Regions from separate parts of the Mus musculus genome. Here region 2 is linked to region 1. A link is a loop called in an ENCODE intact Hi-C map of the cell type or tissue named here. Cell type or tissue: heart. All regions are shown on one strand. Links, peaks and the distances in the headings refer to the core of each region. The heading gives the core; the rest is flanking DNA.

What was found. Hi-C counts contacts between places; a loop is a spot of excess contacts. Peaks named below come from ENCODE experiments on the same cell type or tissue, not always from the same donor. Only the 100,000 strongest peaks of a DNase experiment are listed, where the experiment ranks them.
Region 2: it touches region 1 in a loop (2.4-fold over the local background); 1 of 42 quality-filtered maps calls a loop at or near these places.

What each region holds. Positions count from the first base shown.
Region 1 is chr5:30,862,027-30,874,113 of GRCm38, forward strand. It overlaps Mapre3 (microtubule-associated protein, RP/EB family, member 3), which reads left to right. Exons shown (of 6, transcript NM_001310516.1): 2 at 472-617; 3 at 1,178-1,334; 4 at 2,548-2,702; 5 at 2,789-2,941; 6 at 3,102-4,080. The coding sequence ends at 3,170. Tmem214 (transmembrane protein 214) reads left to right here and starts at 7,553. Exons shown (of 17, transcript NM_144525.4): 1 at 7,553-7,792; 2 at 8,563-8,762; 3 at 9,394-9,544; 4 at 9,695-9,829; 5 at 10,046-10,128; 6 at 10,475-10,580; 7 at 10,661-10,742; 8 at 11,017-11,118; 9 at 11,469-11,610; 10 at 11,930-12,021. The coding sequence starts at 7,642. In heart, for the core only: a CTCF peak has its summit at 2,118 (motif pointing right); DNase peaks (open chromatin) are centred at 2,035 and 2,495; H3K4me3 peaks cover 581 bases; H3K27ac peaks cover 872 bases.
Region 2 is chr5:30,991,903-31,003,989 of GRCm38, forward strand. No RefSeq gene overlaps it. Among named protein-coding and RNA genes, the nearest start is that of Tcf23, 29 kb to the left of the region's middle. In heart, for the core only: a CTCF peak has its summit at 6,645 (motif pointing left); no DNase peak of the experiment used is centred there; H3K27ac peaks cover 212 bases.

The DNA of each region.
Region 1 (12,087 bases), core at 1-4,000:
ACTGCTTAGAGCTGGATTCAGGGAACGGAGGCTGGAGAAATGGGTAAGAGCCAGGACAGACAGTAAAGACACGAGTTAACAACATGGGGTCCCATGAAGCCACTCTGGGTCCCAGCTCCCTGTTCTCTGCTGTAGCCCTTGTGGGTGTCAGTTTTCCAATCCACACAGTTGCCATCACCTGTCTGTCAGTGTTTGGAATGGGATCACTAATTTTTCATTTGGGGGATGGACATTTAGCTCAGTGGTGAAGTACCTGCTCCGTATTTCCAGGGCCCTGGGTTTCCTCTTTAGCACCACCAAAAGGTAAATACATGAAGAGTAATCACAGTTCGTCTTGTAAAGGCAAGGGGAATTTAATCATATGTAGTATCACAGTTGGGCTGGCCCTAACTCTAGGACCAGGCTTTGGAAAGTGGGCCAGCAGGGGTCCAGGGTGGTAGGTGTACCTGCATCAGCTGTGCATCTTCACAGGGGCAGCCTACTGCCAGTTCATGGACATGCTCTTCCCTGGCTGTGTTCACTTGAGGAAGGTCAAGTTCCAGGCCAAACTAGAACACGAGTACATCCACAACTTCAAGGTGCTGCAAGCAGCTTTCAAGAAGATGGGTGTTGACAAAGTAGGTGTCTGTACCCCTGGGGTCCCCGAGGAGTTGTGTTTCCCTGGGGAAGAAGATGACCCACCAGCCAGGGTGACAAGGCCTCCTTGTTTCATTCTGTCACATGTCTTTCTACCCCTGACACCCCAAAGGGAAGGCTGTACACACAGCTCAAGATACTGTGAATACACTCAAGCCCTAATGTCCCACTGCAAAAGTACTCCCTTCCCTTTCTCCTCTGCAGACCCGTCCCACTCCTGATACTGAGGTTGCATATAGATATATATCACTCCTGCTACATATCAGTTTACTCTCCTGCCCATGTGCATCCTCAGCTTCCAGTTCACATACAGGGGAGGTCACCTCCCACACAATATTTTCCCGGGCCTGTAGGGAAGGAATGTCCCTGAGTCCCTGGTGGGGCTGCCAGCCTGCTTGTCTACTTTGGTGCTATGGGAGGGGGTGCAGGTGGAGAAAGTAGACGATGCTGAGGCCCAGGGGCTGACTTTGCTGTGCTCACAGCGGAAGGCAGTCCTACACAGCAGGTGGGTAAAATGGTCTGCTTATGTGGTCTATTTCAGATCATTCCCGTAGAGAAGTTAGTGAAAGGAAAATTCCAAGATAATTTTGAGTTTATACAGTGGTTTAAGAAATTCTTTGACGCAAACTATGATGGAAAGGATTACAACCCTCTGCTGGCGCGGCAGGGCCAGGACGTAGCACCACCTCCTAACCCAGGTGATCAGATCTTCAACAAATCCAAGAAACTCATTGGCACAGCAGGTAACACGCCCAAGCTGGTGGAGGGAGTTTGGGGGGCTGGGCCGGCAGGGCTATCCAGCCAGGAGTGCCCCCTGGGCCACCGGCCCAGCCCTGCCAGCCCGGAGGAGACTGTTATCACGGAGTTCAGATGACATCGCCTGCTGCTTACCTAGATGGGGAATCCCGTTTGGGGGTGAGAGGGCGTCAAACGTTGCTCTAGGAGGAGAGCCACCTGCACCAGTCATGGCAGCAGCTTGCCGAGACCCAGGAGGCTGTTGAATAACACGAGCTAGCTTGTCTGCCTCAAGCTGGATGGGGCATGGCTCCTCTATCCAGATCTATTGGGCTGCACGCCTGGAGCCAGTGCCCAAGACCCTGTATGCCTGCCCACTGGATACCCAAAGCAGGAGTTTGCCAAGCTTGATCTGCCTTCCTCTATTCCAAAAGCTGGTACCTTGCTGGGTTGCTAGGGGCAATCAGAGAAGGAGTAAGGCTTGTGGTGACAGCAGGATTGTGGCAAGGAAGAAGGGAGCAGCCCCACCCGCATCTGACCCGTCATAGCAGAGCCACCTCCTCTGTTTGCGCTGCTGTCCTGCCTGGGCCTGTCCCCACGGAACTGCTTGCTTTGCTTTAGAAGCAGCTGCTGTCTAGGAAGTGCAATGGCTAAAGAGCAAGTAGCCACAGCATGCAGGCTGTGCTAGGGAGGAGCCTGAGTCCTCCTCCACTGAGGAAGATACAGGTCCAGCCCAGCAGAGGGAAACAGAGCCCAAACTGAGAGAGAGAGCTGGTGGGGTGGGGCTGAGTCTCACTGAGGGTGGCTTTGGCTTCTGCTAGGACAGACTCATCAACTGCTCTCCTGGGTCTCCTCTGTCAGGACAGAAGGCCCTGAACCACCCCTAGCTCCACTTCATCAAATTCACCTTCCCAGTGTCTGCGCCCCTCCCTCAGGCTAGCTCTCTTCAGGTCCCAGTGCTGAAAGCACCTTTCCCTTAGCTTCCTGTGGCACTTACTCTCCCAGGCTTGCCAAAGGGCTGTCCAGTGGCTGTCGTGTCACGTGCGTGCGGCCAAGGCTGGAGGCCTCCCTCCATGTAGATGCTCTTCCTGAGGGAGAGTGCCTGCCTGTTGCATGGTTCTCACACCAGGCTGTCACGTGCTGTGTCACTTCATCTGACTCTTGTCCTCTGGACAGTTCCGCAGAGGACGTCCCCCACAGGCCCCAAGAACATGCAGACCTCTGGACGACTCAGCAACGTGGCTCCGCCCTGCATCCTCCGGAAGAATCCCCCCTCAGCCCGAAACGGTGGCCATGAGGCTGACGCCCAGATCCTCGAGCTTAACCAGCAGGTAAGTGGCCTGGGAAAGGGGACTTGACATGGGGACGAGAGGACGGCAGGAACATCTGGCATCAACATTTCCTTGTGCCTGCGCAGCTGCTGGACTTGAAGCTGACCGTAGACGGGCTTGAGAAAGAACGAGATTTCTATTTCAGCAAATTGCGAGACATCGAGCTGATCTGCCAGGAACATGAGAGCGAGAACAGCCCCGTCATCTCGGGCATCATTGGCATTCTCTATGCCACGGAGGTGAGCCCTCTCTTCACCTCCCTCCCACTGCTCTGCTGAGACTCGAGAGCAAGCTAGAGCTCCTGAACTGGTGGCCACTCATGCCTTGTTTCTAGGCTGAGTGTGAACCTGATCCTTCCCCTTGGCCAGCTGCCTTACCATCTCTCTCTCCCTCCTCCAGGAGGGATTTGCACCCCCTGAGGATGATGAGATTGAAGAACACCAACAGGAAGACCAGGACGAGTACTGAGGGAGGCGCCAGCCCTGGCTGACCACAGCTTCCCTGCCCACCTCCACTCTGCCCACCCCAACTATGCCCACCCCACATTATAGTCCTTTCCTTTCAGCCAGTCAGCCAGCTGGGTGCTTTGTGTCAGTGCCACAGCATTAGGGAGCCGGACGAGTGGGGTTCAGGGTGGTGGGGGAGGCTTGGGCAGGTGAGAGGACGAGGCCCTGTCTGGGTCCCCCGAGTGGCACTGGCCCAGGGGACGTCCAGGACCCCTGTCCACTCCCCACTCCTATTTATTTCCGTTGTCTCTATGCTGTGTTGGCCAACACTTTCCAGGGTGCCGCTGTACCCCACAAGCCAGCCACCTGCTCCCTGGCAGCCAGCAGCTGTATATTTGACAAAGTCATTGGTATATTTTTACTTACTGGATTGCCCTTGCACTTTACCTGTTCTTTTCCAGGGCTGACAGCAGGGCTTGGGGTAGTCTTTCTGGCTTGGCTCCCCTTCCCTAGAGCCGAGACTGGGACAGGACTCACCCATTCTTATTTATTTTGTCTTTTGACTTCTCTCTCAGTAGATGAGGGAAAGGCTGATATGAGGAAAGGGAAGGGAAGCTGAGGAGGCAGTGCTCTGGGTCCAGGGAGCATGCGAGAGTAGACATGACCTCCAGGCACTGGGCTCCCCCACCAAGCCCCTGCCTCAGCACCAACACCCAGCACTGCCCCAGGCTTCCTAGCCACTCCCTCCTGCAGCCTAGTTAGACCACACAGACTCTGCCTGGCCCCCATTGTCTGTCTGTCCCCCATTCTCTCACCCCCACCTTTGCCCCTTGGGCACCAGCCTGCATATCTGTTCAGTTTTATTTAAATAAATTTGTGTGGCAAGCCATGATTTCCTCAATTGACCCACAGCAAGGGGTCAGAACATAGCACCTTCTCTGTCTTTTGTAAGAGGATAGCCATGCAGCACACCTTCATGAGCAGAAGCCACCACTGACAACCAGGCTCTGACCTAGACTCAACTCCCACGACTGAGGACTCTTTGTGAGGCAGGTAGTATGTGTATTTCTCTGGGAGATGTAAGACTGTCCCTGAAAATGGGATGATACCAACAGCCCAAAAAAGGACTTGTTCAAGTTGGTCTTGGTGAGTAACAAGGGTTTGTTAGGGATGAGTTACAGGCCAGTGGATCACGAAAATACCTCTCTATAAAGACCCCTAGCTAGCTGGTTTATACAGTTCTTTTTGTTTGTTTTGTTTTGTTTTGTTTTGTTTTTCGAGACAGGGTTTCTCTGTGTAGCCTTGGCTGTCCTGGAACTCACTCTGCTGTAGACCAGGCTGGCCTCGAACTCAGAAATTTGCCTGCCTCTGCCTCCCAAGTGCTGGGTGGGATTAAAGGTGTGCCCCACCATGCCCGGCGGTTTATACACTTCTTATGTCTAGGGCAGGACTGATGCAAACCTGGGCTAGTGTTAAAGCACCAGACTCAGGTAGCATAGGCACAGAGAAAACTAAACACTGAGAAAATTGTGTTGATATGTACTGAAGTCCTTGCCCTTGCCAGCACAGAGCCAGTTCCTGCAAATGCTGTCCAGTTGACGTCATGGATGAAGGAGAGGATGGCTTGTCTCCCTGCAGTCTGGGGCACCAAATGGTGGCTTCCTGAAAGACAGTTGTAGGATTTGAAGTGTTCTCACCACAACAGGGAGTCCTCAGGAGGAGAATGAAGTCTAGAGCTGTGGCTGTAAGGAGGGCAGCCCAGAAAGTGGCCATGGGATGACTGGGGAAGGAGGGGCTTCTTGGCCAAGGACTGTTTTGTTGCAGACTCTTTCAGGCTGGCCTGCAGGGTAACCCTCTACTCCTTGTCAGAGCTCCCACACATCACAACAGCTGTTGCAGCACACATGCCTGTGGCCCAGAGAACAGCTGGGTCTACATGGTTCCTCTTTTTCTTTTCCTATTATTTTTGCATACGTGTGTAACACACACGTGTGCATGTGTGAAAACTAGAGCAAGCACTCAGTTTATACTCCAGCCCCCAAGTGGGTTGTTTTAGAGCAAGATTTAACCGGAAGGAGGGTGTTGTTGGCTATTTAAAAACTACTTGTTATTGTGACCTGGCCATCCACCCAATCACTGACCCAGAGTCTTATTAATTTAGCCCAATTATTGGGCGATTACCCTCAACTCTTTTCCTACGCTAGACCGGCTGTTCTTAGCTATACTCCCATAGTACTTGCTGTGTGAGTCTCATCCAGGCTGGTTCTGCTTCATCAGCTGTCCTCGAGGTACACTTCTAGGCCTGCCTTACCCTATCTAATGGTGACCTCTTTAATTTGGGGAGTTTGGTTTATACAACAAAGGCCAGTGTATGTGAGGATGGAGCCAGATCTTGGGGTTCAGCATTTACCAGGCATATATAAACAGCACAAACCCAACAGAGACAGGAGTCAGATACATTCCCTTGTCATCCACACAACTCCACCCTCTTGAAGTGTGTTTGTCAAAGAGACATAATAGCCAAGGCGTGGAAACCCAGCAAAGATCAAGAATGCTGAAGTGGATGTGAACCTGTTGGGATTGTCTAGACCAGTGGTTCTCAGCCTTTCACAGGGGTAACCAAAGACCACTGGAAAATACAGAAATTTACATTAAAATTTATAACAGTAGCAAAATTACAGTTATGAAGTAGCAACGAAAGTAATTTTATGGTTGGGGGTAACTCCAACATAAGAACTGTATTGAAGGGCTGCAGCATTAGGAAAGTTGAGAACCACTGAAGTAGACCACACGTGCGTGGCAAGGCTTGGTGAAGGTGGTAGAAACTTTGGTTAGGATTTAGACTTTTTTAAAATTTTTATTATTTTATTTATGTATCTGTGAGTCTTTGTGTGTGGGTATGTGCACAGAAGAGGCCATCAGCTGGAGCTATAGTGGGGAAGCCAGTTTTGTTTCTCTTCCCAACATAGGCCCTCTTCTGTGATGATACCTGTGACAGCAGGGATTGGACAAAGGACCATGTGGTGTCTGAGTAGAGGGAAACAGCATCTGAAAAAGGAACTGACTGCTGATCAGCACAGATACCTTCCTTGCCAAATACATTCCATCTCAGAACCCCTAAGACAGGCAGCTATGGCTGGGCCTAAAGGGGATGGAGGACACCAGAAGGCTGCAAGGGTTGGTCATCCCTCACCTGCCTTCTTTCTCTGTGACCCATCCTTCACACAGGCCTGGGTGCTGTTTTTTAAGGGTCATGTCACCTTTTCCCTCTCCAGTTTCTAGAGTCTAGAGAATAAACTCCAGATTTGGCGGTCATGATCCTTTTCCAATTGTATGAAGTCATGTCGAACTACTTTCAGTTTTGTTATATAGTCTACCACTCTAGACCTTTGCCTAAATTAATAAAGCCATACGATTGAAGCAGTCTCTCCACAAGCCATGATCCCCAACCAATGAAAATTCTCCCTTCCTGGGAGTCATCTCAACTGCCACCTGTTTCAGAAACCACTTCCCTCCCTCTCCTAGGGCTTCAAGCATCCTTCAGCTGAATAATTTACCCTGTAAGAAAAGTGGACCACTCCTTGTCAGTGATGGTTTATGTCTTTAATCCCAGCACTCAGGAGGCAGAGGCAGTCAGATCTCTTGAGTTCAAGGCCAGCCTGGTTACAGGGAGAGTACCAGGACAGCCAGCTCTACACAAAGAAACCCTGTCTAAAAAAAAGTAACCAAGGAGGTTTGGGGGGGATAATGTGTACAGCAGTGCGGGAGCATGAGTTCCACACAAGCACACTAAGCAACATATTTCCTTAAATGTGATATTTTCATTGCTGTTTTATCATTCATCATGCTCCCTAGCTGGGATCATTCAAGTTTTGTAGGCCGTCTAGGGTCGGGACCTTGCTGTGTGATTCTTTCAGTCTAGGGCTGAACATCTGGAACATGGCATGAGCCAGAGCCTGTCCTTTCCTGGCTGCCTCCAAAGGGATCATGGCCTGGCTGCCCCAGACTTTTCTCGCCCTGCCATTGAGCTACTCTACTAAGTTTTCTCAGTCTTTCTGCCGCTCTACTTTTCTCCCCCAAGTCTGCATCGTCCCACTCCTCGGCAATTAAGTTTGTTGGCCGCCAAATACGAAGTTTAATTGCTAACAGACTACTACTTTCTAAGAAGTAAGAACACATTTATTCCTCAAATTCTCCCGAGGTGAGAACTATTTTCATTCCATCCTTCAGGAGCATTGCAAAGATAAGAAAAAAGGGAACAGTCCCATTTCCATGCGGGTCAGAGGCGAGCCCGCCCGCAGGTGCAGGGTAGGGATTTTTGCGCCCCAGGGGCGGAACCTGGCCGCCGCCATCACTCCCCAGGCGCTCGGCGCGGCGCCGTGGCGCGAACGGACTACGAATCCCAGGGTGCCTTGCGGCGGCGGAGGCAGCAGACGTGGCACCGCGCGGAGGTTGTCCGGGGCCGAAAGCCGGGAGGTGGTGGAGCTGAAGTCATGGCGGCCAGATCAGCGGGTAGCGGTGGCTGGGAGGTGGTGAAGAGGGGCCGGCGACCTGGAGCAAGCAGCGGTGGGCGAGGCGGCGGCGGTGGCAGTGACCGCCGGGCGCTCGGGGAGGCAAATGGAGTGTTGAAATACGACCTGAGCTGTGAGTATCCGCCGCCGCCCACCTGGGCCTGTGGGGCAGGGGCACGGCGGACAGCTGCGGGAGCCGGGAGCCGATCCTCGGGAGCCCGGCCACGGTGACTCAGGGACAGCACGAGGAGAGGTGGTCATCTCCGCTGCATAGGTCGGAAGCGGAGGTCCAGAGAAGCCGATTTTCGAGTCTGAGGAGACTGGAATTCCGATCTCTATCTGTCCAAGCCTTTGCACACAACCCTCTCAGCTGCCCCGGCCCTCACTGGCCAGGTGTCTGAGCCACGGAGCAGAGGCATCTGGGATCCTACATGGAGCCCCTTCTTATATAACCAGCAGGTGTGAGAGGAGTGGATGAGAAGGCCAGCACTGGGATGAATAGCCCGACATATTCTCCAACCAGGAGTTAATTTCAGTGTCACCTGTCCCCACAATCTCCAGAGAGGGAGAAAAATTTTGCCACTTGTTGAGTATATAGAGTTGTCATCTCAGAACTAAGAAGAATTGGGGGTGGAGGCCGTGCTGGAAAAAGTGTGGTCTAGTTCCCATATACTTTAATTGTTTAATAAAGAACTGGGAGGGCCTGGGACCTGACTGTGGTGGTTGAAATCAGCCACCCGGAGGGCTCTTTCCTGTTTTTCTAAGCTGCTTCCAAGGAAGAGAGGGCTTGGGCCAGAATCTCCCTCTAAATGACTTAGGTGCCTCTACAAAGAAGAGACCACTGTACAGTGGGATCTGGGGTCTTAAGGGTGGCCTGCTGTTTTCTACCTGTCTTCATTCCAGCACCAATCCAGACTACAAGCACTCTTTATGAGCGTGGCTTTGAGAAAATCATGAAACGGCAGAATAAAGAGCAAGTTCCACCCCCTGCTGCAGAGTCTAAGAAACCGATAAACAAGAAGCAACCAAAGAAGGTGACAGCTGTTCCTAGCCAAAACCAGAAACAGGGCCCATTCCGACGCCTGGAGGACGCACTGAAAGCGGTAAGTGTGCCTAGGCTTGGGGACTGAGAAAATGGGGACTTGGGACACTCAGGGGTGTTCCAGACAATATGGAGATGTGGAAGGAAAGAATGCGTGCACTTAGAATAGAAAGAATGTTGGTATTTGTCAGAAACATAGGTGAGCAGGAAGATGGAAATCCCAAGAACAAGATGGAGACATTAGAAAAGCTGGTTTGGAGCCAGGCGTGCTGCCGCACGCCTTTAATCCCAGCACTCGGGAGGCAGAGGCAGGCGGATTTCTGAGTTGGAGGCCAGCCTGGTCTACAAAGTGAGTTCCAGGACAGCCAGAGCTGTACAGAGAAACCCTGTCTCGAAAAACCAAAAAAAGAAAAGAAAAGAAAAGCTGGTTTAGATTCTCAGCTCCACAGAAGCAGTGGTCTCTCGTCTCCTGTCTTGCCCTCTGTTCTTGCCCTTGAACATGAACAGGTCCTACATCGCAATGTGGGGCACTGAGATCATCATTCTCAAGGGTCCCGCCCCAGGCTTTCTTAGGATCTGGATCTGGCAAAATTGTAGGATTCCACATATGAAAACCTCCTTTAGCCACTTTCCTACCCCTGTCCCACTCCCCTTCCTCTTACAATTCACCATGGAAGTCTCTGCCCTGACAGCTGGATGTGGCAGCTCTGCAGAAGGAACTGGACAAGAGCCAGAGCGTGTTCACTGGGAACCCCTCCGTGTGGCTGAAGGACCTGGCCAGCTATCTCAACTACAAGCTCCAGACTCCACGGATGGAGCCCACTCTGAGCCAGTATCCACATGGTTAGTCCCCTACCCCTCAGCTTAGATAAGGCCAAGGACATTCTCAGAGGTTTGATGTTCCTAATAGTCCTGGGTCTCCTTGGGGGAGAGCAAGCCAGCCTTCATGCAAGGGCATCTGGTCCTAGCACTCACAGAGGCCGATGGCCCCAGATTATCCCTACAGCCTTGTGAGCCGAGAGCTACGTGGGATCATCCGGGGGCTCCTGACCAAAGCTGCAGGGTCTGTGGAGCTCTTTTTTGACCACTGTCTATTCACCATGCTGCAAGAGCTGGATAAAACACCAGGTGAGAGCGCCCTATGGAGGATGACCGTCTTGAGAGCAGAACTTCTGTTTTTCCTGCCTTCAGCGTGGTCATCAGTTCCCTTTACAATAAGAAAAGTGCTAATCTACACATTTTTGGAAAGGGAAGTGATTAGGAATTCGACTCACTTCTGGAAATAAAAAAGTGTAGGATGTCAGGTCATATGAGTAAATCTGAGAACCGAACCCATCTCTCTAGGGGAGTCGCTACATGGGTACCGCATCTGTATTCAAGCCGTTCTGCAAGACAAGCCTAAGATTGTCACCTCAAACCTGGACAAGGTGAGAGGCCTGGATGGTGCTGGGGACACAAGGGGTAGGACTAGAGGACCAGACAGACCACTGGGCTTGGAAAGAAACAGCAAATAATACATTAGCATTCCCCACGCGTACTCTACTAGATAAGGGTGGCCCGTGTGTTCATTTTATCCATGGAATGGGTGGGCCATAGAGGTCCCCTAGCTCCCCTAGAATTTGTCAGGCGGTTTGAAACAAGTGGGGGAAGCTGTCACGACTCACTATGTGGCACTGCAGTAGAGTTGTGCTGTCCTTGACACCTGCCCCACAAGGATCTATAGTGCTCCTGGTGCACGGCCCTTTAACCTGCCCTTTCTCCTCACCTCCTCAGTTCCTAGAGCTTCTGCGGTCCCACCAGAGCCGACCAGCAAAGTGCCTGACCATCATGTGGGCCCTGGGGCAAGCGGGTTTCACCAACCTCACTGAGGGACTGAAAGGTAGCAAACAGAAGGATGGGTTGGTGTCACCTCTGAGGCCCATGCATGACTCTGAGACTTGCTGACTCTTGATTCCGCAGTGTGGCTGGGGATCATGCTGCCTGTGCTGGGCATCAAGGCTCTGTCTCCCTTTGCCATCGCATACCTGGACCGGCTGCTCCTGTGAGTAATGGGGGGACAGCGAGGGGAAGGCCCAGGGTGTCCACAAGAGGCTGTTTCAGCAAAATGGGATGCCATGATCCTGGTCTCCATAGATGCGAGGAAAGTCGGGACCAGCTCCTCCCACCTCCGAGTGATGGTGAGGAAGGAAAGGGAGGGAGCCATTGAGGGCTGGGGCTGGGGTAGAGTCTACGCCTTTCCTCTGGACACTGCTTAGCTGAGTTCATGGCTGGAACACCATAGTGGTTTCCAACAAGCCTGCTCCTTCTTTGTCTAGGATGCATCCCAACCTCACCAAAGGCTTTGGCATGATTGGCCCCAAGGACTTCTTCCCCCTTCTGGACTTTGCCTATATGCCCAACAATTCCCTGAGCCCCAGGTAAGCCTGCTCTGGAACTGTACTGCAGAGGTATTCCGGTATAGAGGCGAGTCACAAGCACAGTAGTGCACTTCCAGTCCCCTTCCCCGCCAAAGCCACGGCTGTAGGCTGCAAGAGCTCTGTGGAGCCCAGAAATTATATCTGTCCTTGAGTATGACAATCATTTTAGTGTTAGATTGGGCAGTTTTTAGGGAGAGAAGCCTAAAAACTTTAAAAACTTGTAAAAACTTTGACAAACCTTGCAAGGTGCTTCTGTGAATAGAGACTCAGAACCATCCACAGATGCTTAGCGACTCTACCTCACGGGCTGCAGTTCCATTTATAGCCTGAGCCTGGCCCTCTTCCCCTAGCCTGCAGGAGCAGCTGTGCCAGCTCTTCCCCCGATTGAAGGTGCTGGCATTTGGGGCCAAGCCGGAATCTTCCCTGCACACCTACTTCCCGTCATTCCTGTCCAGAGCCACCCCTAGCTGTCCTGCTGCCATGAAGAAAGAGGTGAGAAGCCTCCTTGCCTCCTCCTCGGCTGCCGATTTTCCCCCTCAGCTCCCTGCCCCGCCCAGTCCTGCTTTTGGCTCGGGCAGGTCCAGTCCAACAGGTGGGAGAGCGCTCAGTGAAACCCTGTCACTTCCAGACAGGATCCCTAAACTCAAGCTGCAGCTCAGGAACCACACCTACCCCGCACCAGGATAGCTTCTCAGGGGCCTGGACAATTCTCCTCAGCCTTTGTGGCAGATGTCTTGTTACTGGAAGCCCCAGTGCCCCTCCTTTTCACCATCCTGAGGGCCCAGCATTCTCTCTCTTTTGTCCTGTGCAGCTCCTGGCCAGCCTGACCCAGTGCCTGACTGTGGACCCCCTTAGCACTAGTGTCTGGAGACAGCTGTACCCCAAGCATCTGTCACAGTCCAGGTGAGTGGCGGTGGGGTCACCTGATCTACACAGAAAAGCCTTGTAGTCTATGCTTTCTAGACTAGC
Region 2 (12,087 bases), core at 4,377-8,376, 130 kb after region 1:
TAGAAGCTTCTAGACTCTGTACAATCTTATCTAGGCCTAGACTGTTTTTAGCCTCTGAGAATTAATGACTGATGAATAAGCTTGCCCTTTCTTGTTCTTCCTGATCTCTAGCTGGCTGGTTCAACTCAGCTGTTCTGGCTCAGACTCTTCTCCAAGAAGACTCTTCTCTGTTGGCCTCTGACATTTTGCTCTACTTGATCTCAAACTAACTCTGGCAATCTGTTCTAGTCTTCTGGCTCCTTCTCATTGTCTGGCTCATTCTGTCTTCACCTGTGTCTAGCTTGTTTTCTCTCTGCAACCTGTCTCTCAATAACTGTCCCAGTTAAACAGTCTCCATCTCTTTTTCTCTCTGCACTCTCTTAAATAGTTTCCCTTTTTTCTCTGTTCTCATGACAGTTGGGTACAGCCTATTCTGTCAAATCTTTCTCTGATTCATCACTTTATCTGTCACTCAATTAGACACCACTTTCAAATATGGGTGCCTCCTTCTGCACACTAACTTTATCTTCATTGTTTGGATTAATGGTGTGTCTGTGTTCCATCCAGAGGAATTGGAAAGTGTGCTCTAAGGCTAGAAACAGTCTTTCTCAGTAAATAACATAATCTCGGGGTTCACTACATCCAGTTTGTGCTGTCCAAATCCTCTTTTGTGTTTTGGTTTGAAATAGTCTCATGCAGCTCTGGATGGCCTTGAGTCTTTAGGACTCTGTCTTCTGCGTACTGGGTCAGCAGGTATGAACCACCTCATTTTTCTCACTCAGCTCTACTTTAGTCTCCATCATAAATCCAGCTTAGAAGACAGATTTTATTTCTCACAAATAAATGGAAAGGGGTTGGGGTGGGAGAGATGGCTCAGCGGTTAAGAACACTAACTGTTCTTCTAGAGGTCCTGAGTTCAGTTCCCACCAACCACATGGTGGCTCACAACCATCTGTAATGAGATCTGACGCCCTCTTCTGGTGTGTCTGAAGACAGTTATAGTGTACTTTAAAAAGTAAATAAATATTTTAAAATGGAAAGAAAGAAGGAAAGAGGGAAAGAAAGAAAGGAAAGGATTATTCATAGACCCAGGTTATTGGGCCTGTCTCAAAAAAAAGGTGTTTACCATTAGATGCTTTTGTGTCCCCGGGGAAATGTTTTTAAAGTAGTTGTCATGTGGTTTCCCACCTGGCAGCCAGAATTCCCAGTGCTGATTAGGCGGTGGCCCAGAGTTCATGGGACCTGACAAACAAGTGGTTTGTCCCCTGTTCCTCCCAGGACTGTGCCCCTATGGACTAGTCACTACCGTGGAAAAGCTAGTGGCTGGGCAAAGGAGCTGTGGGTTTGCATCTGTCCATGAGTGGCACCAAGAACTCAGTATTCACAGTCTATAATCAGAACCAGAGATATAATTATCTCCATAGAGAAAAGCATAAAAATAGTCTTGAAGCAGCACCAGCTCCCACAGAAAATCTCCACTCCCTCCATCTTTTCTTTGGCACGTTGGTCTATGCTGAGTGGGCTTGGAAGAGACCAGAATACTCAGTTAAGTCTTTTACAGAGATGTTCACATGGTCTCCAGAGGTGGCGTCTACCCCACTCTCTGCCACTGTGCCAAAACCAAAGGACAGTGAGTGGTGGCTTTCAAAGCTTCAGACCACACAAGTGACAGCTGCAGTGTACTGGGCCCTGCATGCAGCTCATTTTTAAAAGCTCTGTCACTGTACATTGTCACCAGCTGGCCCTGAGAATTTGGGTTTTATCCTGTGATAGAAAACTGTGATCTTGACTAAATGTCACAGCCCTAGTGTGGGATCCCAGCTCTTGGGAAGTAGGAGGAGTCTGCGGAAAGTTTGAGGCCAATCTTATCTACATACTGAATTCCAGGCTAGCCTGGGCTACAGAGTTTGTGATTTTGGATCTCTGGATCTCTCAATACCTAGCTGTCTATAAGTCTCTCACCCCCATTCCCTCTCCACCCCCATCACCTCAACACTTATAAAAAGTCTGGGCTCTGAAGGCCAGAGCTTTCCCTTTTCAAAATTACATTTGTTCATTTGCTCTGTGTGTACATGTGTGTATTTGGGTGCATGTGCACACACCATAACACATGTGTGGAGGTCAGAGGACAACTTGGAGGACTTCATTCTCTTCTTCTACCTGTGGGTCCTGGGCATCAAACACAGGTTGTCAGTCCTGGTGGGCAGATCTGTGACCCACTGAGCCATCCGGCCATGCCAGCCAAAGCTTTCTTGACTGATGATTTAGGCAGTCTTGTGAGGCAGTGAGGTCGACCACATTGATTGCTATTTGGCTCCACAAACTCCTTGCCAGCAGAACTCTGGTTGTCAAGTGTGGGCTGACAACACTTTCAGAAAGGCTGGGCATGTCTCCCAGTGGGGTTGCCACATCTAGCAATTAAAATATAGGATACAGGGGGTGGGGGTATAGCTCAGTTGTGGAGGGCTTGCTTAGAATGAACAAAGCCTAGGGTTTGATCCCAATCCAGCAAGGAGGGAAAACATGCAGAGTATCCAGTTAAAACTGACTTTCGGATAAACAAGAAATAGGTGAGCTGGGCATAATGGTGCACACCTGTAATCCTAGCACTCAGTAGACAGAGCCAGGATGATCAAGAGTTCAACACCAGCCTCAGATACATAGCAAAACCTTGTCAGACAGGGGGAGAAGAGGAGGGGAGAAAGGAACAGAAGGGTAGGGGAGGAGAAGAGAGTGTGGAAAGGGACAGGAGGGGAGGGGAGAGGAGGGCGCCCTCTTTCTCGGGCACTAAGAATGAACTATGAGCTGGTCAAAAATGAGAGTCCTCAGGCCTCTTCAGGGATGGACCTGAGGTGTGGGCATGTAACACAAATCTAGCTAGCAGATGCACTGGGGGGCCTCTAGGAAAGACTTTTCTCCAGCTTAAAGTCAGAATGGAAGAGGACAAGTGAGAACAGGGAGGCCTCCTGCCTTCAGTGACCTCATGGTCTTAGGCACTGCAGGGGTCATCTTGTCACTAGGAGGGAAAATCCAGATAAAGTCAGAGTAAGCCAGGTGTCTGTCTGTCTGTCACAGTTCAGCGGTTCTGAGGGTCTCTCCCCAACAGAGACATAATGTTCTGTGACATAATATTTCCTCACTGCGAGAACCACTTTCCGTTGCCTGGTCTGTCCATGATTGCTGGCAACATCCTAAGCGATTCTGCTGACAGGAACCAGGAGCTAGGTCAGCAGGTGTTAAATGGCTGTGGTGAACAGGCTCTGAACTCAGCCAACGAACCTTCCCTTAGCCATGGGCACGGCACTTTCATTGTGAGGTCTTCCAGCCTGTGGCTGTTGGGTGGCTGTTGTGTGGGTCTTTCTCAACTCCTCACCCTTTAGGAATGACAGCAACTCTCCAGACTGTGAGGGCGTGAGAACGAGAGAGATTTGCTTCCTCAGATGGGTTAGCTATTTTTGTTAGCCGTTCTCTGTGTCTTCAAGGTCATCGACAGCTTTAGAGCACTGAACTGACTATACCAGGAAGTGCTAGGCAGGCAGGCCAACATTAAGGGATGAGTGGACTCTGTGTAACAATTGTGGGTGTACAAAGAGGGACCTTTAGCCTAGAAGATGGGGTTAGTGACCCTGAGGTAGCATTACCTTTTATGGTGTCTGTTTTTCCATTTTTGATCACAGTGTAGAGTGTTTCATAAAACAGTTTTGATGTTTGTTGAGTGTTTTTACTTTAACCTGTTTGTCACAGTTACGTGTGCAGGTGTAGAATTCTGATCAACAACTCCATCTCTCTTCCTTCTTTCCTTCTCTGAAGCAGCCACAAGTTATCAGTTTGTTTTCCTATTCTTCTCTCACACATTACAGTCCAACCACAGTTTCCCTCTCCCCTCCCCTCTCAGGTTATCAGTGTCTTGTGTATGCCTGCAGAGATTTGTAGGCCTTGGAAAAGCATATACATATACACAGATTCTTTTAAAAAGCTTTTTGTTGTTGTTACTGTTGCTTTTGTTTTGTTTTTAAGTGCTGGAGATGAAATCCAGGCCTGATATGTACTAGAAAAGTTAGTTATATTCTTAGCCCTAGAATTCCATTTTCTGAGGGGGTGAGTGAGCAGAGATGGGTATATGAATATGATGCACAGTATTCCTTTTAGAAAACATTTATGTATCTATATAGTGTGTTTGCATATGTTTGTGGGTACACATGCCAGAGATCAGAGGACAACTTGTGGAAGTTGGTTCTCTTCTTCCATAAGCAGATTCCAGGAACTGAACACAGGTTCTCTGGCTTCGTGGCAATTGTTCTTTCCAGCTGAAAAGTCTCCTGTGTCCCTGGCCTGGGATACACAGTGTTCTACTGAATGGATGTACCACAGCTTATACGCCAGGGCTGGAGACTAAGAGCTTTCACTCTTCCAGGGGACTTGGATTTGGCTCCCTACACCCACCTTGGGTGACTTCCAACCTTCTGGAACCAGGAGAACTGAAGCCCTCTTCTGGCCTCCATGGGCTCCTGCATACATTTGATATACATAACTGACACGTATGACCTTTATTGACAGCACTTGGAAAGCACATCTCTGTGAGTTCAAAACTAGCCTGGTCTACAGAGTGAGTACTAGGACAGCTAGGAGTACACAGAGAAGCCCTATCTCAAACAAAACACAACACAACAAAACAAAAACAAAAACAAAAAGAACACATAAAACCCAGAAACAAATAAATAAAAATAATTTTTAAAAAAGCTTATTAGCCAATTCTTATTGGCAGTCTAGAGGATATTGATAGAACCTAGTAGGGAAACCCCCACTCAATTCCCAATTCTGTGGGCACCCAAAAAAAATCACGAAGGACCATCTTGATGTAATTACATGAGGACGTTTAATGACGTAGCTCCGGACCGACATGCATCCCACACAGGAGATAACGGATGTCGGCCATGAGGCTCGGAAGCTAGGGGTTTTTATGGGGTGAGGGGCTTAGGGGTGTGGAATTCAGCATAGCGACACACTATTGGCTTATTCAAACATCAGCAGAAAAATTACATGTACGTGCAGGGTGTCAGAGTTCTGTGAGTTGTTGACTCAGTTCAGATAGCCCTGCTATGTCTTCACAGTCCCCTTTATCTTATGGTCAAGATGTTCCCAGGAATGTTTTAACAACAGGGCATACCCAGGTTTGTTTTTCTTTATTCTCAGCCCCAGGCAGCCTCTAGGCTCACAAACAACCAGCAATTTCTGTGTACTTTATATGACTTACAGGTCTTGAAATTTCATCTTTCTTTCAATATAAGCCATGTTTTTTGGCTGGCCAGTTCTTTCTGAACACTTCAGATGTTTTACTCTGCAGATCAGGCTGGCCTTGAACTCATGAAGAGCCACCTGCTTCTGCCTCCAGGTGCTGGGATTAAAGGCATGCACTATTAGCACACTTGGCTATGGATACTTCCACTGCCCAGCTGCACCCAGAATCCTTCTCTGAAACAGAAGTAGAACCCAGAGGAAGGAGGCTCCACGAAGGGCTTCCACATTTTTGGTATAGATGCCACAGGGCTTAAGTGAGGACATCCTGCACAGTCACAGGGACTGGCACCATTAACAGTTGCATCCAGCTGTGTAGTGATGGCGCACGCCTTTAATCCCAGCACTCGGGAGGCAGAGGCAGGTGGATTTCTGAGTTTGAGGCCAGACTGGTCTACACAGTGAGTTCCAGGACAGCCAGGGCTACACAGAGAAACCCTGTCTCGAAAAACCAGGAAAGAAGAAGGAGGACGAGGAGGACGAGGAGAAGGAAAGAAGGAGGAGGAGGAGGAGAAGGAGAAGAAGAAGGAGGAGGAGGAGGAGGAGAAGGAGAAGAAGAAGAAGAAGAATTGCAGCCAAGTTCCTGGTGTCTGTGTTTATGATGGCAATGTTCTAGATGTTTTATTCTTTGTGCTATTTCTGAATGTGGTTTATGGCTTTAGTTATGGGGGTCAGCACTGAACCTGCTCTCCTGTCCTCCCAAGAATTATCTTTATAATAAACAGTTTTAAACTGTCCAACCACTTACACCTGCTGCTTGCAAACAAGAACCCTGTCTGAGATAGGCATATATATATATATATAATTTTTTTTTTTCCGAGACAGGGTTTCTCTGTCACTTTGTAGACCAGGCTGGCCTTGAACTCAGAAATCCTCCTGCCTCTGCCTCCTGAGTGCTGAGATTAAAGGCGTGTGTCACCACGCCCGACTCCAATATATTTTTGTAGGAGGGGAAACGTCTGATGATTCTCCTTGCATGTACTTCTGTGCCACTGTGTGTAAATCCACATGGTAAAATGCTAGGGCCCTGGGGATGGAGAGACAGCTCAGAGACTATGGAGCACTTCTCGCCCTTGCAGAGAACCTGAGTTCCATCCCCAGCACTCTGGGCTAGAGGTTACAGCAGCTGCTGGGAGGAGTGAGCTGGAGAAGAGAGAAAGCGAGGCCTTTTGAGTAAGGACCAGCAATGGCGGTCTCAGAGCAGCTATAGCAAAGGGGGAGGTCTTCAGAGAAAACAGTGGGAGAGCCCAGAACACCAGAACAAGCAAGCTCCAGTCTCCTGCTTCTACTTCAGAGGACAGGAGTTCAGCTGTCACATGGTGACAACCACCTGTAACTCCAACCCCGGGGGTACAGCTCCCTCTTCTGGCCTATGTTGGTACCTGCACACACTCACACAGACAAATACGGGTAAATTAAAATAAATCTTATAACAATAATTCAAGTTAAACACATGTTTTGCATCTGAACCTGCTTGTCTCTTGGAGGTTCTCAGCTACAGCACAAAGGAGGTCAAAGGCTAGTCCCGTCCATATTTTTATATTGGAGACCCTTGCGAACAATCCAGACAGAGCAAGGGCTCTTAGGGACTGTGAGAAACTCAAGAGCAAAGTTCACAGGGAGATGAGATGGAAAGTCACTTGTGCTTGGTTCTGGGTCACCCAGGAAAAGCAGTTTCTAGTTCTTTCTTGTGTATATTTGTGTGTGTTGGGGGAGGGATGATTTCTGTTCGATCATTATTCAGGACCATGCAATTGAGACAGGGTCTCACTGTGTAGCCCTGGCTGTCCTGGAACTAGCTGTGTAGACCAGACTGGCCTGGAAATCACAGATTTCCACCTGTCTCTGCCTCTGAGCACTAGGATTAAAGGCATGTACCACCACCACATGGCTAAAAATATTTTGGGGAGGGGTAGAGAGATGGCTTAGCAGTGTGTCTGAAGACAGTGTATGTATGTTTGTATAAATAACATAATAAAATCTTTAAAAAATAGTTTTTTCAATAACAGTTCCTCAACCTTCACCAAATTTTTTTTTACCAAGTGTGGTAATGCATACATTCTCTGTTGTTTTAGTTTTTTTGAACCAGATCTCACTATGTAACCCTGGCTCGCCTTAAACTCTCAGAGATCTGCTTGCCTTGACTCCTGAGTCCTAGGATTAAATCCTCTTGCACCTCCGTCCCCCCATTGTGTTCAAGTGACACTTGGCTTTAATCTCATTTTTCATTCAATAGGCAGAGGCAGGCAGATCACTGTGGATTCAAGACCAGTCTGGCTGAAGTCGTGAGTTTCAGGTCAACCAGGGCTACATAGTGAGACTCTGTCTCAAAAAAAAAAAAAAAAAAAAAAAAAAAAAAAAAAAAAAGCTAGAGCTGGGCGTGGTGGCGCACGCCTTTAATCCCAGCACTTGGGAGGCAGAGGCAGGTGGATTTCTGAGTTCAAGGCCAGCCTGAGCTATATAGAGAAACTGTGTCTCAAACCACCTCCCCCCCAAAAAAAAAGCTAGAACAAAGAAAAATTCTGAAAATAAAAAAATTGAGAATTTTCCCTGAAGAAGCTATATGTGTTGGTACACACTTGCTACACAAAAAACATAACTCAAAAAATCTTAAATGAACACAACCGTGTATTCTGGAGCTATTTCGAGTGACCACAGTTCAGTAACACACATTTAGGTTACCACAAATTCTGTGTTCTGATGTGGAAACAGTTTCATAGTTTTACAGAATAAAGAAAGTCCCAAATCAAGGCAAGTTTAAAACACATTTGTGGGTACATCAGAGAGGCAGGCACAGAGAGATTGGGGAAGCTTTCTATAGCCCAAGATGCTATATGGTGAGATCTTAGCTTCTGGGTTGGTGGAAGCTGAGGGTCTCTGTAAGAATCAGGGTCACTTATGGTGGATAGGACAGCTTCCTGATCTTCCAGAGGACCTGGGCACCGTTTCCAGCCCCGACACCAGGTAGCTCACATCGACCTAGAATGCCAGTTCCAGGGAGCTCACTTAGGCACACACAGAACCGTGTAAGTAAAATTCCTTTTTGACCTAGATCGGTCAAAGAATGGCGAGCGGTGAGTAAGGGGTTTGCATGGGGCCATGGCAGGAATCTAGGAAAATGAGTTATTTGAGTCCTGGAATGTTGTTTACTGTGGTTGGGAGTGTGTCACTGTTCAGGAATTTTTAAGAGTAGAGTAGCTGTGACTGACTGCTACGTTAGAGGGCAGGCATTATTTTCCTAGGGGGTTCAGAGGTTCCATTAGGGCTAAGCACTCAACACTGGCTTTGAAAAGAAGCTCCTTGGGCCAAGGCTGAGAGCAGCTCTGTGCTGTGGGTGGAATGATATTTAGAAGGCTGTTTGGCTGCATCTCCATTTAACAAAACAACACGGGTAGCTTCCCTCTAGGGCCTGCGACCACCTGAGCTACAGGCTTTCTCTAGGTTTACAGAACCAACTGTGAATCTCTCCCATGAAGGAGGCCTCACTCCAAGCAGAAAGCAGTTGATGGCCACTGTAGCAGTCCTGTCACTGTCAGGGGCACAACCTGCCTGGGGAGTCAGGCTTTAGCACCCAGCACTCACCGTGTGGTAATATCAGTGACTTTTCTCCCTCCATAGCCTGCATGCACAGTGCCTTCTCACACTATGAAAGCCAGCCAGCAGGGAAGAAACTTTTAGATCATCGAGTTACAGCCTCAGCACTTTTACATTTTAATTCATACTTTTTGTTTGTTTGACTGTTGTTCTGGGGATTAAATTCATTGCAACCACTGTAGCATCTGAACTACACCCCCATCTCTGTTTTCATGTTTTGAGGCAGTCTGGCTGACCTGGTACCTACTATGTAGATCAGCCTGACCTCTAACTTTTAACAATCCTCCTGCCTCAGCTTCTGAAATACTGGGATTACAAATATGCTGTAGCCCAGGCTGGCCTTAACCTCCTTATGTAGCCAAGAGTGACCCTGACTTCTGTTCCTCTTGCCTCCACCACTGTGATGATAGACCTACAGACATGTGACACGTGACACGTGACACAGCTGTTTTTATTTTTGAGATACAGTCTAGTTCATTTGCCCAGGCTGGCACTGAACTCACTCTGAAGCCCAGACAGACTTTGAATTTGTTATCCTCCCAGCTCAGCCTTCCAACTAGATAGGATTACAAGTCTCAACATGCAGAGTCAGCTTTTTTTCTTTTTTCTTTTTTTTTTTTAAAGATTTTATTTATTATACATAAGTATACTGTAGCTGTCTTCAGATCTCACTATGGGTGGTTGTGAACCACCATGTGGTTGCTGGGATTTGAACTCAGGACCTCTGGAAGAGCAGTCAGTGCTCTTAACCGCTGAGCCATCTCACCAGCCCCGCCAGCTTTTTTTCTTAATAAAGTATTGAAATGAGATCTGTATGTGTATCATCATGTTGTTAGTAGATTCACAGTACTGTGTGGTGAAGTATGCCGAGGATGTATGAAGTGTACTTTAGCTGGGCCTGATGGAGAAGGCTGTAACCCAGCTATTCAAACAACTGAGCAAGGCTGGTGGCTCACAACTGACTATAATTACAACCCCAGGGAAACCATCGCCCTCTTCTGACCTCCACAGGTACTGCACACACAGTACACAGACATACGTGCGGGCAAAATACCCATATACATAAAAGACAAATAAAATTAAAACCTTTAAATTTTTCAAAAGAAAGAAATTGAGAGAGGAGACCAGCCTGGTAGAATTTTCAAGACCCTATCTCAATGTAAACAATGATTTAAAAGAACTTAGGATACACTTCAGTGGTAGAGCCCGTGCCTAGTATGTGAGTTCAATCCAATCCTTAGTACTACAAAGTGAAGAGCAACTGTAGTTGGCAATGTTTAGCCTCTAGAATGCCCTCACCTAGATAAGAACTGGAAGGTAATTTAAACCCCTTCCCTTTAAAACTCAACAGTTGCTCTCTCCAATGTAGATGTCATTATCTTTCTGACTTTGTGGTTCATTACTTCTTTGCTTTAAAAAAAATTAAAAAAGAATAGATTTTACAAACTTTGTACAGCATCGTAAATTCTAGACCTTAATTTTTTTAATTTTAATTTTTAGATAGTCTCACTTGTTAGTCCAACTCCCAGAGATCTCCCTGCCTCTGTCTCCCTAGTGTCTGAATTAAAGGGTGAGCCACCACCTGGCTTTTAATTACTTCATCAACAGAGCTAACTATCCTAACCTAAGACCAGTAGATGGTAACATTTTGGGGTGTGGGCTGGAGAGATGACCCAGTGGTTAAAAGCACTGACTCAGAGGTCCTGAGTTCAATTCCCAGCAACCACATGGTGGCTCACAACCATCTGTAATGGGATCTGATGCCCTCTTCTGGTGTGTCTGAAGTGTGCTCATATACATAAAATTTATAGATAATTCGTTAAAAAATTTGGGGGTGCTCATTGCAAATTTAGGATTCTTCTTACTGATTGAACATAACCAAACTCAACCCCGAAATGAGGGAGACTATCCAGGCTTCTGCTCTGCTCTGGAATGGGGGACAGCCCTCAACCATGCTTAGCAATGTGAAATTTAGGCTAGGAACTTTGCTCTTTCTCTTCTCTGAGAACAAGGTACCATTGGAATGCTTTTAATTCTAATGCTTATGCTTCAAAGAGCAAGACTGTTTTCTCAAAGAATGCTGTCCCACATTGTCTGCGGGCTCCCCCTTCCCCTCCCTAGAGGCTGACGGACGTAGAGTTAATTACTGAAAGTTGGCTCCAGGGAGACTTCCGAACTTTCTCCTGATTAGACTGAATTTCCCTTCATCCAGTCTCTCGTGGGTGTCTCTAACCTGCAGTGGGATTCTCTCTGCATCTTATCTTCCCTCTCTGGGCCTGTCTCACGTCTCTCTTCTCTAAACCAAAATAAAAGGGGCCATTAACAAACCACTTACAACTTTAAAAGAGTTCTTTAAACAAATTAAACCAGTTTGTAACCATTCATCACACCTTCTTGTGAATATAGCCTGACTTGCTCCCCTTACTGATCAGAACTTGGTGTGACTCGAGGGAGGTAAAATCAGAGTAAACTTCATGGGACCTAAGGGGCCTGATCCAGAGACTTCACCTTCCCAAGGGTCACGTGTGACACTCTGGGGATTTTCACAGTAAGAATTCTCCAGGAAACACAAGAGGCCAACATTATTGCCCCAGTTGAAATGAGCATCTCTCTCTCTCTCTCTCTCTCTCTCTCTCTCTCTCTCTCTCTCTCTCTCTCTCCATCCCTCCCCCTCCCTTCCTCCTTTCCTTCCTACAGGGTCTCACTACATAGCCCTGGCTGCCCTAGAACTCACTCGATAGACCAGGCTGGCCTTGAACTCTCAGAGCTCTGCCTGTCTCTGCCTCCAGAGTGCTGGGATCAAAGGTGTGTGCAACCAACACTCAGCTCTATTTTTAAAGATTTTTAAAGATATTTTTAATTATGTGGAGTTCTGTGCACATGAGTGCAGTTACCCTCAGAGGCCAGAGGAGTTGGATCCCCAAGAGCTGGAGTTACAAGTAGTTGTCGCGCATGGCTTTAATCCAGCATTGGGAGGCAGGGACAGGTAGATCTCTGTGAGTTAGAGGCCAGCCTCACAAAGTGAGTTCCAAGACAGTCAGGGTTACACAGAGAAGCCCTGAGATAGCTCCATATTTGTCCAGGCTCCCCACCAACTCCCCCCCTGAACATCTGGAGCAAATTCAACCTCCAAATACATAGAAAGAAACCCTGGTCTTTTTCTCAACTCATGCACGGCCTGAACCCCCCCACCCCCACCCCAGATGACTGACTTGGTGG